2 separate regions of the Homo sapiens genome follow, and region 1 is linked to region 2. The links are chromatin loops, found by intact Hi-C in ENCODE. Cell type or tissue: heart left ventricle. All regions are shown on one strand. Each heading gives the region's core, and the rest is flanking DNA. Links, peaks and the distances in the headings are about the cores only.

Region 1 (2,918 bases), core at 160-2,659, 60 kb after region 2:
AACTGCACTGTCATTTCTTAAACCGGTCCCCTATCAATGGTCACTTGAGTTTTTGTATAATTTTGCAATTTAGATAAAATGTTGAAACTATGTCTTCCAAAAGGAACGTCCTGATTCTTTCATTACTTGGATGTAAAAATGAATAGTATTTTTAAGTGGTTGTGAAGTATTAGAAACAATTTCTGATTCTATTAAATAAAAGGCAGGAATTTGGACAAATATCTTAAGGTCTTGAGCTTCATTCTTGGTAGGTTGGCATGATTCATTTATTTATTCAACAATTATTAATCACTTGCCATGAATTATTTCAGACATAGAGGATACAGGAGGGAATGCAAGAGACAAGGTCCTCCTTGCTCTCATAGAAAGACACATATAGTAAACAAGGGAATAAATAAATGTGATGTTACGCAAGAAAACAAAGAGAGTAATGGGAGAAAAGGGACCTTTTAGGAGGTCTCTCTAGGGACGTAACATTTTTGCTGAGATCTGGCAAGTGGTTGTACTGTTAAGCATTTTGCAGTTATTTATTAGTATTTTCATTTTACAGACAAGGAAGTATACACAAACAGACACACATATTTAAATTGGACAACGCATTTATTCATTACCCGTGTATTTATTGAACACTTGGTATATGCCAGACCTGTACTAAATGCTGAAAATATAGCTGTGAACAAGACACGGCTGGTCTTGCTCCCATGAAGCTTATAGACTATTAAGGAAGACATTAAATAATTATGTAAATATTAATATGATTGGAGATAAATATATCATACTTAGCTTGCTGATTCTGAATAGAATCAGAGTTTAGTATGATTTGTTCCCTAGCTCCCATACAATACTCTACACCACATTCAGAATCCTTCAAACGTATGTTGAAAAGAAAATTGATCAGTCATTTGGAGCTTAAAATGAACCTAACCATTCTGTTCTACCAAAAAGCAAATATCGACATCCTCTTCATCAAAACCATAAGATTACCTTCTCCTCAACAAAGTTCTTTTCCTCCCTTTTCATCGATCTTAGCATTTTACAACTTCTATTTCCCAGGTTTATAAAATTATTTGTAGGTAAAATTGCTGAGATAACTTTCCCAGGGTGACTCCAGATTTTTATACTGAGCCACAGAAACATTGGTAAGGAAAACTCTTCTAAGAAAGACAGTACCACCCCTGGTCAGATAGGCTTCTGAAAGTATTTAAGGTCTCATCTGAAATGCAAGCTCTTTGTCCCTACAGCCAAGGGGGCTTTAGCCTCCCCACAGCTCCCTAAACATCCCTCCCTCTAAGTATCCAAGTAATAACAGTAGTTTAACATATACAGCCTCAACGCAAGGTAAATTCACTGCTGTTGTCTCCAAACCCAACCAGACCCTGCCTGAAGCCCCTCCTATACAGAACTTTTGCAGCTGCCCTTGACCACCTAAAGGAGAAAACTGGCTGCTCTTAGGTTTGCATCTGTGTTTCCCAAAGTTTCCTGGAAGTAATTTACATACTTTCTGGATGATGCAGAAGATGGATTCCCATCTGTCACTGAGCAAGGTGGGGAGCTAAGCAGACAGTACAATGAAAATCTCAGCCACTACCTGGTCTTTTTTTTGAGATGGAGTCTTGTTCTGTCACCCAGGCTGGAGTGCAGTGATGCAATCTCAGCTTACTGCAAACTCCACCTCCCAGGTTCAAGTGACTCTACTGCCTCAGGCTCCCAAGTAGCTGGGGTTACAGGCACCTGCCACCACACCTGGCTAATTTTTTATTTTCAGTAGAGATAGGGTTTCACCATGTTGGCCAAGCTGGTCTCGAACTCCTGGCCTCAAGTGATCTGCATCTGCCCACCATAGCCTCCTAAAGTGGTGGGATTACAGGCTTGAGCCACCGCATCTGGTTCAATTAAAATTAAAAAAAAAATTTATCAACTTAATACATGTACATAGTTTTTCAAAAAATCAAATAGCACCAAAAGGCTCAACATGAAAACTCAGCTGCTACATTTATAGCCTTTTGTGTGTGCATACTCCTCATCACTTAATAGATAGTATCACACAACTGAGAAATTCTGAGAGAAACTTTGGCTGCCCAAGACTTTAATGACAGCATTTTTGATTGTTGGTTTTGTTCATCTGTTTGTTATCTTTGCTCAAAAAACAGATGTGCCAGTTCAGGAAATCTTACACAGGAGGGGAGATGAGGTACTCACTAGTTAACAGATTCCAACACAGATGGAGATTATGGCAGACTTGTTTCTTAGAAGAGCAGCCCTGAACCTTGAGTTCTCACATCTGCTTTTTCCTCGTGGCAGTCTAAAGAAGAGGGAGGAGCAGTCTGACAATCCGGAGGAGCAAGACTGGCCCAAAACACTTTCCTTGATTGGTGGAGACATTCTGGAGGAGGAGCCAAGCTCTGGGCTAAAGTTTACAGGACTCCCAGCGGTTCCTCTTACAGGTAATGATTTACAGAAACAGCAAGCTTTTGAGGGGCGGAGAAAGCAAATTATTAACAAGAAGGAAAGTGTCCAAGGAGTTGCCGAAGTGGTTAGTTCTGTAAAGGGGCAGAGAGAGCACTTCTCAGAAGGAAGAACAGATGGAGGAAGCCATAGAGGAGTTTTGAAATTGAAAGGAAAGAAGTTGAGGGGCGGTTATGGGTTGGCCTAAATCTCATCAAGCCCATTGGTGCGTTTATCTGTCGAAGTGGCAGGACTAAACATAAACGCTATCAGGTTACTCCCCTGCTCAAATCTTTCAGTGCTTCTTTTTCCACTCCAGGTAAAATCCGAGTCCTTACATGAACTGCAAGGAGTTGTATGATCTGGCACAGGGTCCTCTGATCCACAGCCCATTCTCCTTCCTCTGCCTCACTCTGCACAGCCACCGGCCTCCTTGCTTTTTCTCAAACACACTTGCCTGTTTCAGCCTCAGG
Region 2 (2,918 bases), core at 116-2,615:
GTAGATAATGATTATAATTGGGAGATTCTGGAACAAGGAAGATAATATTCTGCTGACTTAAGGTCACAAGAAGATTGAAGATCAAGAAGGGCAAGAGCATTATACACTGACATTGTGCAATTTCAGCATTAAAATATACCTATGTGATGCCCTAACCTTTGATAATATTTAAGTAGATAAAACCTAACTAAACTGAAGCTGTGGGCCATTCTTAAGTATTATTCCATTCTAGCCCGATAGCTCTTAGAAGAGCTGCAGGCAAGGTGAAAAATACCTGGTGAGGTAGTCCAGAATCTTGTTTTCAGGTTTGACCAGTTCATCCATAACACAGCAGCCTCCTTCAGCAACCAGTGAGATGCGTGTTAGCTCTCTCCCCTTGGATGTGAGGCACTGAAAGACCAACATGTAGTCAGGCTGCTGAACTGTGGAAGTTATTGCTTCTTCTTACTATTTACACTATGTCAACTGCCATCTACTGTAATCTACCAGGGTCCCTGCAGCAATGGCACAAACTTGCTTTCTAGAGGATCTAGTGTGAGTGAAATTAAAGCTGGGCAGGCTGCTGAATGTTACACTTAAGAGGATCAACACAGTGTAGTCTGCACAAAGAAGATGAATGCAAATAATATTAATAATTGTATCTACCATTTATGGAGTGTGTACTATATCCAGTATTATGCTAAATACCACTAATAGGTAATTTTTATGAAGCCCATTCTATTATCAGCTAGTGCTGTACTAAGAATTTTATATATGCCACTCTCATAATTACCTTTTGAGGTAGGCTTTATTATTACCCCCACTTCACAGAGGGAGAAGCCGAGGCTGATAGGTTAGGGGTATTTGTCTAAGGCGACATAGCCACTAACAGGCAAGGACAGGATATACACCCTGATATGTCAGATTCTCAAATTTTAGGTCTTAGTTACTCTATTAAGAATTGAGAAACTGTTTCCTGAGTACTGAGAGGGGATGCACTGTCTTTGAAAAGAGGCTTACTACAATTAGATAAAGCAAAGCACGAGGGGAACTTAAGCAGGGAAATCCTATTTCTGATCTTCAAGGTGTAAAACTAAGCCAAACCAACAATTAAGGCAAAGTCCTCATGGCAGCAACAACAAAATACTTCTTCAAACACAAGGAATCAACTTCTAGCAACATGCAAAGACCTGATTAAACATAGTAACTAGTTGGAAAACGTGATTTTTTTTTTTTGAGATCGAGTCTCACTCTGTCGCCAGGCTGGAGTGCAGTGGCGCTATCTCAGCTCACTGCAACCTCTGCCTACTGGGTTCAAGCGATTCTCCTGCCTCAGCCTCCCGAGTACCTGGGACTACAGGTGCATGCTGCCATGCCCAGCTAATTTTTTGTATTTTTAGTAGAGATGGGGTTTCACCATGTTGGCCAGGATGGTCTTGATCTCCTGACCTCATGATCCACCCGCCTCAGCCTCCCAAAGTGCTGGGATTACAGGTGTGAGCCACGGCACCCAGCCACTTATGTGATATTTATTCTTTATCCTGGAATACAGATCTAAGTTTTCTAAAGTGTGAGTAAAAGGACCTACTTTCAGCTATTAAAACAGAATACTAAAAATGAATGTATTCGTTCATTAGTGCATTAGACTCAAGAAATCATTTTCTACTAGACCTCAGCTTGCAACACTCCAATTGAAAAATTAAAAGTAGTACGTGCCATTTCACAGTCAAGTCCAAAGAGAGGACTATTGTCTGCTATAGAACCATTACATTTGGTAAGTAAAAAGTTTTCACAATCAGGAAAACCTAGGAGAAAAAGGAAGAAAATGTTTGCCTTTAGAATAGAGATGGTAAACATCACTCTTAGATTCAAGCAGGTAAAACTACAATACTAGATATTTTAGTCAGATATGTTGGTATGTTAGACACTTGAAATACAATGACTAAATAAGATACAATCTCTGTCCTCAAGTTTTTCTCCATCTACTCATTTTTATATTGAAAGAATAATGTAGGCTTGCTGTTAGGAGGAGATTCTGGGGCTTGAACTTCCTGGCAGTTACCAAGTAACAATTTTTCCTCCTCATGAGAAAAGAGATAACTAAATCATGGCTAAACCCAAAGTCATTAGGCGCTTTCCATGTCAGCACTAAGAAAGAATGAATAAAGTATGCAAATAACTGTATGTGGCATCTTTCTTTCCTAAATACAGGAAGAGAAAATAGGAATGAGATTCCACCATAATGGAGATCTAAAAGGATTTCATAGTAGGAAGAAAGTTTAAGTAACATTCACCATATGTGTCCCTCCACCCAACTCAACCTGTGAGATTCCTCTGAAACACCTATTCAGAGCCTTGCCTGCATTTTCTGGAATCACATATTTCCTACAGAGGCTCAGCTATAGATTTAAGGTACTCCCTCTATTTGTGAACCCTGAGTCCATAACCATGCATATTTAGCTCAAAAACCCAAAAGCATCTGAATTGTTGAAGATTTCTACCTTCAGGCAGAGGCTGGAGCAGTAAAGGTAACATCTAAATCTTGTTTGACACGGAACAAAGGGGGCTATGCAAACCTTTGACCAATTTCTGATTCCCGGTACTGTGAAATTTCCAACTAATCGCAATGAAAAGAATCAAAAGATGGTCTATCCCAGAGAAGAAAGGCAGCCTCAAATCTCACAGACACTATATTTGCTGCCTACCTTATCTATATTATCAGTGGTGTTTTATAGGTGTTAGCAGTACTGCCCTTACTACGTGCTCATGTGACAGTAGTGCAACCTCAAGAAAAAGATGGTTATAAATATGTTAAAATAAATAGAGAAAAAAGCCATGTATAAAATGGAGTTAAAATTTAGTTCATATATCATAGGACTGCCAGTTAATGTACAAAAAGGCACTTAGTACGGTGCCTGGCACCTATAAAACACGCCTAC

Evidence for each region. Hi-C counts contacts between places; a loop is a spot of excess contacts. Peaks named below come from ENCODE experiments on the same cell type or tissue, not always from the same donor. Only the 100,000 strongest peaks of a DNase experiment are listed, where the experiment ranks them.
Region 1: a loop joins it to region 2, with 5 times the contacts of the local background. A loop is called at or near these places in 2 of 110 quality-filtered maps.

Annotation. Positions count from the first base shown.
Region 1 is chr16:20,763,407-20,766,324 of GRCh38, reverse strand. It overlaps ACSM3 (acyl-CoA synthetase medium chain family member 3), which reads right to left and starts at 2,311. Exons shown (of 14, transcript NM_005622.4): 1 at 2,200-2,311. RefSeq lists an enhancer at 2,045-2,174. In heart left ventricle, for the core only: no CTCF peak of the experiment used is centred there; no DNase peak of the experiment used is centred there; H3K4me3 peaks cover 455 bases.
Region 2 is chr16:20,823,305-20,826,222 of GRCh38, reverse strand. It overlaps REXO5 (RNA exonuclease 5), which reads right to left. Exons shown (of 20, transcript NM_030941.3): 7 at 1,696-1,784; 8 at 275-390. Among named protein-coding and RNA genes, the nearest start is that of REXO5, 18 kb to the right of the region's middle. In heart left ventricle, for the core only: no CTCF peak of the experiment used is centred there; no DNase peak of the experiment used is centred there.